Linked DNA regions of Homo sapiens: region 2 is linked to region 1. The links are chromatin contacts, found by Hi-C or POLR2A ChIA-PET in ENCODE. All regions are on one chromosome and are shown on one strand. The core of a region is the stretch at or near the end of the contact, and the rest is flanking DNA. Distances in the headings are between cores, read along the strand shown. Region 1 has its middle 130 kb from the start of DLX2-DT. Region 2 holds the start of SP3 (Sp3 transcription factor).

Region 1 (5,890 bases), core at 2,328-4,827:
ATGTGTCAGCATTTACAAGAAAGGTACTGTTAATATTCTATAGATAGCTCTGTGGCTCATGGAATGTGTTGATGTATGTATTGCAATAAAGGAAGCATGGGTAGATTAAAGGGCAGATTTAATGGAATGGCTAGGCTTTTAGAAAGGACATTAAAAGAAAGTTCCAGTGAGATTTTCACATAATTGATTACACATGAGGATGGAGGAGGCTTGTTTAGTGGGCTGGTGCATAGGCTGTGGGCTGTAGAGGCCGAGGCTGCCCAGGAATTCAGGCCCTGGGAGAGGCAGTGCCGGTGCAGGTCCCTTGGCCTCATTGGCCTATTCCTTTACCTGGCGGCTGCATCCAGCCTTGCTGCTCGGCCTGCCGCTGCCCTCAGAGAGTCAGCTGGCTGGTGGGTTGGCTGACAGCAGTGTTGTGTGCTGAATTCCTTTCCAAGGAGGAGGAGGAGATGCCAGCTATTCCATACATCATCCTCTGCCACCTGCCAAGGAGGCGAGATACTGCTGGGGAGAAAACAGCTTTTACTCATTCCTTTGTATTTGGGCCTGAATACCAGCCAGAAGCAGTGGGGTTTGGTTAGTAAGTCTGTCGCAAATCATGCTAATGGAAGTGCTGTGTAGAACATCAGGGCTGGGGAGTGTGTGATTGTTGAAAATTTCAGGCAGGGTGTTATCCTCCCCAGTGTTCCACTTAAGGAGCTGCTCTGCTGCAATCACATCATTGTGGCTGGGTGTGAGCAGCCTGCTCTGACAGGAAAGGACAGGCAAGGTTCGGGGTGGGGAGCACTCGGAGGTCTGTGATGTGATTAGTGGAGGGTTAGCACGGACAAGCTGTTGGCCTGGTCTCTTGAGTAGTGAACCCAGATGGGAGAGACAGTTTGCCGAATGCACAAAGACAAAGGAGAGCAGGACAGTTACAAGTGCCACCCTCAAACTCCATCAGACGGTGCTAGGTGAGGTTTCCCTTGGACTTATACCATCTGACAAGTTGGCCAAATTAGACATCATACTCAAAGAAAGGGCCCACCATGTTCAGGGAGAAATCTTTCAGTCCTGGGGCATAGAGGTTTGCCATTGTCTTCCCTCTGCCTGACTTTGGTGCGTCCTGGCACTCAGCTTTCACGGTTGGCCCAGGTCTGAGTTTCATGTTGCTCCCATCTGTCCCTTTCACCTGGAGAACCTGTTATACTTCATGACCTGCTGACATCCTCCTCCAGTAGGTAATGTGTGGTGCTAGAGGCCCTTCATTTTACCAGTGATATCAGAGGTGTACTGGAGGCAGAAGAGTCGCCCACAGCAGAATGGCTCATGGTGAAACCTGCAGAGGTTATCTGAATGAGTCCTTCCTGGTTTACATGAGCTATCTTTAGGAAAGCAGGGGCTTCCATTTTTCCACTAACATTGCCCAAATGCCTCTCCTTTCCCACCTTGTCCCAAACACACACCTGCACCCCTCCTTGGCTCCCTTCTTCTCTCCCTAGGTGACTAGATTAGTAAATCTGAGTTAAATACACTTGAAGGGGCCTTGGTGTTTTTTAAGCCGTGGTGCTGAACCAGCTTCTCCTGCTGCCTGCCCTCCTGAGTCATTGCCTGGCCTAGTTGCCAGTAAGAGTTGGGAGGAGGGAAAGGTGACTAATAACAAGCATGGGGGAATCTTTAGCCTGGAGAGCGATTTTCCTGCTTTCTTTACACCAAGTCATTGTGTGGAAGGAATGCGTGTGTGTGTGTGTGTGTGTGTGTGTGTGTGTGTGTGTGTGCATGCTGGGGCCTTTTCCAAAAGCAAGTGCTTTCTCAGCATCACCTGGGGCCCTTGCCACAGGAGGATGTTCTGAGGTCATGCTCTTTTCCTTCTTGTTGTCAGACTCGAGTCCAACATTAGCTTTGTTATTCCGGCCAGATGAGGAAGGAGACCATTTGGAAGTCATTTTTCACCATGTTCTTGGGCTTACTAATCCGATCACCTTTCTTGTCAGATCAAAGGTGATTGTTAAGTGTACTAAATTCTTCACACAGGACTTTTGCCCTTTTTTCAAATTTCTGTTTCTCCAAAACTGTAAAAATGAGCATAGATGCTTTCAAAATGAAAGTCCCTCCACAAATAACCCTAATGGAAAGGGAAACAACATCCTTCGGTACACTTCTTGCTTTCTGGGCCCTCAGAGAAGGGATCGGTCTGGGAGAAAGGGATTGTGTATCCAAACTGGACACCTCCAGCCAGCCAGAAAAGAGGATCTGTGCCTTTATTTATACTGTATTTACACAGCTCGGTGACCATTGAAGAAGTCTGTTTAATGAAATGCTGGAGTCGTTTTTAGATGGGCCTGTTGGAATCATTATGAGTAAACACGTGTAGAGATTTATTTTCCTTCTCCCAGAGGTCTCTTGGAGGTCCCTGAAGATAAATATTTGCATGGTTTCCAGTTTATACTTCCCCAGCCTAATGTGGTGCTGAGGCAAGTGGTTTGCCTCCTTTCACTGAGCTTGTTAACATGCACAGGACCCCTGTCCTCCCAGGGCGGGCTGTGACATTCTAACCCTGCCTCAGAGACAGTGCCTGGGTGGGCAGCCACTTGACCAACCTAAAGGCTAGTGCAGGCGTGGGCTTGTTGCTGTTCCAAGCAACCACACGCGGTAGTTGGTGGAGTGGACCAGCTTGAATCTAATGGTTTACCTTGCGTTCATGAAGCCAGGTCCTGCGTGAATCTGCATGGCTGCCCCAGTGTTATGGAATGTGGGGGCAGTGGACATAATTCTCAAGTGTCCTGAGAAATGCAGATCTCTGGAATTCTCAGTGTTCTCTTTGGGAAGCTGATTTACACTTGCTTTTCAATTGTTTTCCCTTCAGACCCTTAATCCAAAACAAACCAGGAGATGTTACCAAAGACATGGTTTAAACAATTTTTTTGATTGGTCTTTGTCTCCTTTCTTGGTTTAAAGTGAGGGGACAAGGAATTGCAGGGTGTTTCATGTTTATACTATATGCATTTTATTTAACTACAAGTTAGGAAAGTAGACCCAAGGTTACCCCATAAAAGACATGACTGGTTATTTGAGAGTATGTTATTAGCATAAAATGGGGTGAGGAAGAGGTCTGGGACTGTTCGATTTATTTTGTGGCTCCCTACTGGAGCACAGCAGAGGTCTTAGAAATTGATGTCAATAAATTTCAGAAATATTTTCATCTCAGAGTCAAAATGTTCTTTACCATAAGGTAGTGATAGTATTTAACCTAAGAAATACAATATGCTCATGTCTAATCTTCAGTTGGGTACACAAATTCATGGAGAGGCTTAAGGAAGACTGAAGTCACCTTTCATTCAGGGATTTGGGAAAAGGTTATGGCAGCTTTAATTCAGCATTATAGATATGTCAATCTAACTATGTATTGCCCCTGAAAGCATGGCTACTGCATCCTGCAAGATTTTGCAGCTGACCTTTTTAGGTTGTTGTTGGACATCCAGGGCTGAATGCTGTCATGAAATTCTGCTCCTTGGTAGCTCACCATCCACCGTAAGCTCACCATCCACTGTATGTGAATTGTCCCTAAGTGAGAAAACAGACTGCAGCAGGCCAGTGAACTTTTTGAGAAACTGGCAGACCAGCAGACATTCTGGCGCCAGCAGGACACCAGTGGGAACTGAAGGTCTTTGTACCAGGAATAAAACAGTGCTTCTTCCTTGAAGGAGAGGGAGCCTTGGCACTTGGAAAACCCTTGGTAGGAATTGGGTAGTGAAGCTTGAGGGAAGGGCCTGGAGACTGGTGAGTAGCTCTATGTGTAACCGGGGAGAGGAATTTCTTCTCCTGGGTGAAACAAGGGATGTAGGGGTGAGAAGGGAGTGGGGACAGTAGCTGAAAGTGTCAGTCAAGAGGTGTCCTCTCTGGGTGGAAACCCTCTCGTTTTCAGTGAAATCTCTCAGGAACTGCTTCATGGCAGCAGATTTTGAGAACCAGTGAAAGGGCTGCATTTTGCATTAGGGTCGGTGGGGGAACTAAAAGAATCACAGGCAGATGCAGGGCCTGGGAATTGGCACGATTCAGGGGTAGGGGAGTGAGGAGGAGTTTCGGACATTCCTAGACTGCAGAATTGGTGGATTCAAGACAATTTCACCCAGATCTTACAGGGCAGAGATCCACACCTGTGGGTCATGTGTTTGAAACAAGGTCCACAAGCAACCCCGTGGGTCCATTCTGTTTTCCCCGAAGAATACTGAATGGGATGGGAGGTTCCTGGGGAGCGTGCTTTGACCCTGGGACAGCGCACGGGAGGAAGGCCCCGCACAGTCTGGCTGCCTGGGGGTCTTGTCGCCTGGGGGCGGCGGAGAGCGCCAAGGCAGCCAAAAGAAGCTTGTGTCGTGGAGCAGCGGCGGGCACGGGGGACACTGGGGGGAGCAGCGGCGGGCATCTGGAGGCATCGGGGGACAGCGGGGGACATTGAGGGGCAGTGAGGGCGGCCGAGTTGTCGGCGGTGGGCGGCGCCGGGGGAGCCGCGCTCGGGGACAGCTGGCGGCTCAACGGCAGCATCGGCAGCATCGAGAAAGGTGACGAGTTCTGCAAATAACAGCTGCGGAGCAATCGTTATGTTTGGACAACGTGGGAAGGGCCATTGTTCACAAATTGTTCTCTTCAACAACACCTGCATGCACAGATAATAATCCATTGTCGGTCTCCGGCTTCAAAGACAAAAGGCAGCCGCGGAGGGAGGAGTCAGCAGAGCCTGGAGATAACAGGACCACTTTGCAACCGGGGAGAGTGCAAACGAGGACTCCAAGTCGCGTCCCGGGTCTGCCGCGACGGTCGCTCACCGCAGGGGTCTCCTTCCTCTTCTGGCAGCGAGTGCGACCTCTTTTATCCTAGCAGGCCACCACCTTCGCGGCAACAAACATCATTTCCTATGCAGTTGCAAAGCATGCTCCCTTGCAATCAGCGATCAATACTGGCAAAGTGGCTCCAGGATAGGAAAGGTCGCACGTGTGTTGGTAAATGGAAAGGTTTATGAGGCGCAGGTGGTCGTGCTCCGCGGAGATTGTGGTATTAGCATGTCAAAGACAAAACGGAACCAAGGTATACAGGCACAGAGTCTCTTCCTGGGGCTCCGGGAAAGCTTGGCACGACCCTCTTGAGCCTTCAGTTTAAAATGAAACGCTGGCGCCAGATGTGGCCACCACATTGCTGATAAGTCCAGTACCTTCCGTTTGTGCAAAGCTTTGTGATTTAAGGTTAAGTAGTTTTGCTTACTTCTCTCATTTGAGCCTTATAAAGACAGTGTGAAGTCTGTAGTGAGTAAAAGCCCTATTTTAACAGAAAAGGAACCAAGGGACCAAGTTGGAACTTGAATCTGGGGTCTACTGATGTTCCATTCACTACACTGCTTGGTATAACTGCATATCAGGTTATTTGGATTTTATTTTATTTTTTTCTTTTTCAGCCTTTATTCAGTAACTACTACCAGATTAGGTAATAGGCACATAGAGACATGAGACATACATTCCCTACCTTGCTATGCTGTTCAACATAGTAGCACGTGGTAATTTAAATTTAATGAAAAGTCAATAAAATTTAAAATTAACTTTCTCAGTACAACTAGCCATATTTAAAGTGCTCAGAAGCCATATGTGCCTAGTGGCTGCTGTATTGGGCAGGGCAGAAAGTTCTACCGGGCAGCACTGTGTCTACAGGCTAACAATCTAATGAAGATTAAAGACAGTCTCACTTCTTTTCTGTCCTATTTGCTACTTCCTTGCAGTTCATTCGTTCCTTGGTACATGTGTGCCTCTTGCTTTCTAAAAGACACCCTGAGCAGTTTCCAGCTTTATTGAGGTCAAATGTGCATGCAATGGATGCATCCATTCTCATGCACAAGTCAATGAGTTTTGACTCTTGAACAATTGTG
Region 2 (5,827 bases), core at 2,394-4,893, 1.7 Mb after region 1:
ATTATCTAAGCCCATGAACTCATGTGAATTTCCTTTTCTAAGATGTGCTGAAAAGATGTCTTAAGTTCATATTTGCACTGGAAAAATAAATTTTTAGCAAATTTTCTATTTGCTAAGGCAAATACACACAAGCCAGTCTTACCAATTTTACTCAAAGTGAAAAATCTTGGGTGCAGGTACCAGACATCATAAATATATGGTTTGGGTTTTTTTTTTTTTTTTTTTTTTTTTAGGCAAAACTATTTTCATTTTACTATGATTGGCAAATTATGATGTATTTGATTGATAAATCTCAGATTTATCAGATTGATTCTAGTTCGTCTTCATGTGGCAGAATATGTGTTGTCAGGAGTGATTTGGTAATTCAGAAAAGCAGCTGAAGAAGCATGGAAACTTCCCTACAAGTATATGGCCACAGCTGGCTAAGGTTGGAGACAGTATTCTATCCTTGGGCCTCAGACTCACATATGTATGTACATACACATATTATTCACCCATATTTCCTTCCTTCTCCCCTCCCCCATCTGTAAACTGATATCTAAACTTTACAAATTACAGTTACAAGAAAAGTTTTGTTCCATTTGAAATACAAAAAAGATCAGGAGAAGCAATCTGCTTTTTAATTTTACTTATGCAGTAGTTTTTTAAGATACAGTCAATTTGTTTTGGCACTTTGGAACTAGAGGGATACAGTTCATAAAAAAATCTACCAACTCTCAGCGAAGCTGAAATGAGGTGAACAGAAGGCGTACCAATCCATAAATGTATTTAAAAATAACAAAGCCTAATATAATTTTACATTTTTACATGTTAATCTGCTTATGAAAAAACAAGACATTAAAACTATTCACATCCCCTATAACGAAGCACTAAAATTACAAATTATTTACCAGTAATAGCTTAACATTGGTTTAACTTAAAAAAAAAAAATACCTGGACATACTAAGCATTTGTTGTAGACTATACCAAATACCAAACTTCTGTCTTCAGTGACTATTGAAAGTATCACTCCACAAATCAATTCCTATGATCCACCACACACACACACTCAAATGAGGGTTTTCATTATTTTAATAGGTGAACAAATCTACACAACAGTGATGACCCAAATGTAAAATTCACAATTAACAGTCTAAAAACTGTTCCTATCCTATTGGTATTAACCCCTCATATAACACAGGCGAGCTCCTCCCCTTGCCCAGACACTGAAAACACTACAGAAAGAATCCCACCATATCTTACCTGACTAGCAGTCGTAATAAAATGAAAACATACTTTTGCCAACCAAATTCAGCTATAAGTATTGTACTACTAGTATGCACGTAAATACAATTCCTTACACATACTTTTCTAACACTGTTATATTCAGTTTCAAAATCTAAAGTACTATCTAAGCAACTTGCTGATTTCAAAGGCTGCTAAATGTTTCATTTACCCCCCTTACAAAAAAAAAGTCACTGCAAATTTTAGTAGTCTGCAAAAACTAAAATTCAACGATTTTGAATGGTCAACTAAAAAAGCAGTCTTCACTCCTGCATACAAAAGGGTAATTCAAAGAATAAACCCTCATTTTTTTTAATAATGTATGATTTAAAGCAGTAAGATCCTGTAACGTCCAACAGAAAATGCTCCAGGTTCAAAAATAATAAAAACTAAAGACATTGCCTCTAGTTGATACTATCTATGGCCGATAGGCTGTGCTTGAAAATTTTGTAGTGTTAAGCGAAGGAGTTTTCAGCACTGATATGAATTGCTCAAACATCCATTTTGGAGTCCTCTACCCCCGCCCTCTCAGACTTCATTTTGTGAAGATTTTGCGCGAGGTGCTGCAGTGACAATTTCGAGAAAGCCTGGGCTGGCTTCAGATCCAAACCGGGATGCGAAAGAGCAGGAAAGGGCGCCCTGGAGCCCAGCGGCCCGTGCGGGTCGGGGGAAGCGCGGGCGCCGGGGAGGCCTTTTGGGCAGGCGCGCCACGGGTCCGGGATGGCGGGCGCCCGGCCTCGGCGGGGGCGGGCCGCGCGCGGGACTTACCGCTCCGGCGGCGGCGGGGGCCCCGGCTGCGGCGGCCGCCTCCTCCTCGTCGTCGCCCGGCGATGGCGGCCCTATCTTGCTGCAGGTAGCGGCCAGCAGAGCGAGCGGTGACGGCTGAGTGTCCTACCCCCAATGGGCGGGTTCAGAGAGGGAGACAGGGGGAGGGGGTGGCGGTTAGGGTCGGGCCGCCTTTCGCACAGGAAGTACGACTCGGTCCCCGCCGACTGCGCCCGGGCAAGCGCCAGCCCGCGCTCTCCTCCTCCTCCTCCTCCTCCTCCTGGTCCCGCCGCCAGCCCACGCCTGGCGTCCCCCGCTCCAAGCACCCCGGCTCCCCGGTCCGCGGGCAGGCGGGCGGCGGGCTGCGCGCCGGGCCTCCGCCTTCCGCCCGGAACCCACCCCCGGGAGGGCACGCTGGGGCCCACACTCACACGCGCACAAAAAGGCGGCAGGCGGGCGAGGCGGGGCGGCGCGGGCGGGGTCGGAGCGTTGGCGCCTCGGGCGGGCAGCTCCCGGGGCGGGGGGAGGGGAGTGGAGGGGAGGGGAGAGACGAGGAGGGAGGGGTGAGGCGAGGAGGGAGGGGAGAGGCGAGGGGAGGAGAAAGCGGCGCGAGGGGGGAGCCGGGCCGGGGTTCAGCCGCTCCTCACCTGGGCCGCCGCTGCCGCCGCCACCGCACCGTTTCCGTGCTGTTGCTGCTGCTGCAGATACTCGCCGTGGCCGCCGCCGCCGCCACCGCCGCCGCCGCTATCCACGTCCAAGGCAGCCATTTCCTCTTGTTTCACGGGCTTTTCGGGAGCTGCAGGCACAGCGCGGGGGGGTGGGGGTGGGGAGGAAGGCGGGTGGCGGAGAGGGAGGGGGCCCGCGGGCCGAAGCGAAATTACTCCCAAAGCCCGGACCCAGGCCCCTTCCCCTCCCCCACCCGCCCCCCGGCGGCGGCGGCGGCGGCGGCTCCCTCCTCCCCTCCTGCTGCTGCCCCCGCCCGCCGCTGCCTGTAACCCTCCTCCTCCTCCTCTTTCCCTCCTCCTCCTCCTCCCCGCGCTGCCCCTGCCCCCTCTCCTCTCCTCCCCTTTCCCTTCGCGCCGCTCGCTCTCACTCGCGCTCGCTCCTCTCGCACCGTCAGTCACTCACACACGCCCGCCCGCGCCCGCACACAGGGGGATGCGCTCCCGGCGGACCGGGCCGCCCGCCCCGGGGCCTGGCGGGGAGACGGCGTTGCTGGGGCTTCGGGGGTGGACGGTGGCTGGCGGGGAGGGGAGGGAGGCGCAGGGGAGTGCAGCTTTCTGCCTCTCACAGACACTCGGTCGCACACACGGGGCCGAGACCGGCGGCAGCGGCCCCGGGCTGGCTGTGGTCGGCGGCAGCGGCGGCGGCGGCAGCAGCAAGGGTTGCTCTCTCGGCTTTACGTACCGGTCATAGTGTGTTTAGGGCACCTCAGGCGGGGCTCCCCGCCGCCTTACACATGGTGAGGAGCGAAGGCGGCGGCGGCGGGAGAGGATGCGGGAAGCGGCGGCGGACACGGCCGGAGCGGTCCGGGGATTTTTTTTTCCTATTTTGATTGACTGTGCGGGAAACACAAAAGGTGGAGCCTCCAGCCCAAAAGGGGGGAAGAGGGTGACAGCCCGCCCGGAACTCCCGCCCCTCTTCTTGGCTCTCATTCGCCGCCGTGCTCTTTGTCGGCTGTGCTCATTGGTCCAGGCGCCTGTCCGTCGGTCTGCCAGGCGGCGCGCTTCCTGTTTGCCCCCGGGTGGAAGGGGAGAGACAATGAGCGGCCGTGGCAGCGTAGGTTTTCGAGAGCGGCTACGGCTCGCCGGTTACCCCGCTGTGCCCGCCTCCCTCGCCGGCTGCCGCTGCCAGGCCCGAGGCGCAGGCCTCCTCCACCTTGCAGGCGCTCGGAGCAGGCCTAGCCAAGCTGTAGGGGAGCTGAGCTGGGGAGGAAATTCGTCCCCGGTGACTCCTGCTCCACTGGACGCTTCCTCCATCCCGGCAGCAGTCTTGGCCGGATCTCCCCAGGGCCTCGCGCTCTTGGAGCCGCCGCTTCCCTGCGCTGCCAGGAGGCCACCGCTGCTCAGCCCCGGGGCTGCTGCTGCGGCCGCTGCCGCTACTGAGCAAACCAGACCCGCCCCACGAGCCCGGGGGGAGGGAGCTGGTATTAGGGGAGACACCCCCTCCGAGGCTGGAGGAGGATTTTTCTCTCTCACATCCAGCTTCCTGATTCAGTCACAGCCATCTCGCTCCCAGCCCCCTTAGCCCCAGTTTTCCAACCGGTCTCCCACTTTCACGTACCCTGAAGGCAGGCATTTAAAGCAAAAAAGAAATCTCAAGTCACCTCACATACGGAAGGAGAGTTTTAATTTTGGCCAGTGGCACCAAAACGGGCACTTAAAAGTATATTTCATTTTACTTGTGGTATGTGTATGTATTCAGTGGGGCAGAATTCTGTGTTTTAAAAAATCGGTCACATAACCATTTTGCTGCACAAACGTATTATTCCCGGCCTCTTTATCCTCTTGGTACCAAGTCAGATATCTCCTGAAATAAGCCCATCAACCACTGCCAACGTTTTTTAAAGTCGTGAACCGGTGAACTACCTTTTTTCCCCCATTGGAACATTTTTGTTGTATTTTAAAATCTTGTTTCTCTTACTGGATTAGGTTAACACTCCTTCCTTCTTTGGCATCCTTGGTATCTTGCTGTCATCCTGGGGGAAAATGCTCAGGTTTTAAGTGTGTGTTTTGCCAACTAAGAGACATCTCTCCCTGTTACCTTCAAGTATAGTTGCCAAGAAAGAAGTTAAATTCAAGAGGTGGAAACACTGTCCACAATACCTGTTTTTTAGAAATCTGGCTCAAGATTCAGTTTTCCCATTACTGTGATTATTATATTTTGTGTGATATGTGATGTGCTGGTGGATGAGGTTGTGAAGTCCAAGCACTTTAACCAGATTTTGTGTGTCCTAACTTAATAGGTAATCCATTTGTGAGATACTGAGTTTACATCCCAGTTCCAAAGCACTTAACCGCCTATGCTGACAGGATCAGAAACATTGTATGGTTACTTTGCTCTTAATTGTACAAAGATCAAATTTCCAGGGAATTAACCTAAAAACCACAAACATGCGGAAACGAGACTCAAAATTCTGAGTCCAAGAATAGGGTTCATCTCTTCTAATAGTCCTTGTAGTCTCATATTTAAGTGGAAAAGTCACTTTCAAAGTTGAGTCGTATAACCTATGTACTATTTTACAACAAAAACTTTTAAGGAAATAAAAGTCACAAAATAACCTGATTTGGGGTGGGGAAAATGGAAAAAGAGATGGGTGCCTTGAAGAGCGGGACAGGTGAAAATAAGTGGACTGGGAGGGAGGAAGGGAAGTCACTATTATCACTCTGTTCCTACCCGGATCTCTTGGGTGGAAGGTAGCTCTTTCCCTAGAAAGGATATTTCAGGCATTTTCAGTTTTGTTTTGTTTTTTTTTTCAGGAGTGGGGATATGTTCTACGCTATCGCCATACCCTTTTTGCAAAGTGTTAGTCCAGCCACCTTGAGAGCAAAGTACTTGGCCACAGGAGTTAAATTCGTTTCTTCATTGATACCAATTGGCAAATGATATGAGACATGAATTGTCTTTTTTCTTTCTTTTTTGGGGGGTGGGGACGGCACGTCCGCAGACCATTTTGACAAGCAAAAAAAACACTTCTGAAAAAGAAAAAAATAGCCTAGCTGAGCGTGGTGGCTCACACCTGTAATCCCAGCACTTTGGGAGGCCAAGGCAGGCAGATCACTTGAGGTCAGAAGTTCGA

The links. Hi-C counts contacts between places; a loop is a spot of excess contacts on that map. ChIA-PET counts read pairs that join two places held with the same protein, here RNA polymerase II (POLR2A). Pooled maps may share reads with other maps.
Region 2: a loop to region 1 is called in a map of naive thymus-derived CD4-positive, alpha-beta T cell, with 19 times the contacts of the local background. The contact joins the promoter of SP3 here to the enhancer-like site in region 1. A Hi-C loop is called at or near these places in 1 of 168 maps with a recorded cell type or tissue (naive thymus-derived CD4-positive, alpha-beta T cell) and 3 of 50 pooled maps. POLR2A ChIA-PET finds 5 or more read pairs at or near these places in 1 of 52 experiments (common myeloid progenitor, CD34-positive).

What each region holds. Positions count from the first base shown.
Region 1 is chr2:172,230,499-172,236,388 of GRCh38, forward strand. No RefSeq gene overlaps it. Among named protein-coding and RNA genes, the nearest start is that of DLX2-DT, 130 kb to the left of the region's middle. RefSeq lists a silencer at 4,483-4,777. Within about 2 kb of position 3,578, at least 6 of the 41 ENCODE cell types and tissues checked have a DNase peak (open chromatin) inside an H3K27ac peak, as active enhancers do.
Region 2 is chr2:173,961,730-173,967,556 of GRCh38, forward strand. It overlaps SP3 (Sp3 transcription factor), which reads right to left and starts at 3,644. Exons shown (of 7, transcript NM_003111.5): 1 at 3,436-3,644; 2 at 2,676-2,824; 3 at 2,032-2,154. The coding sequence starts at 3,442. RefSeq lists enhancers at 1,335-2,158, 2,159-2,981 and silencers at 1,842-2,091, 2,222-2,711, 3,042-3,321, 3,822-3,891.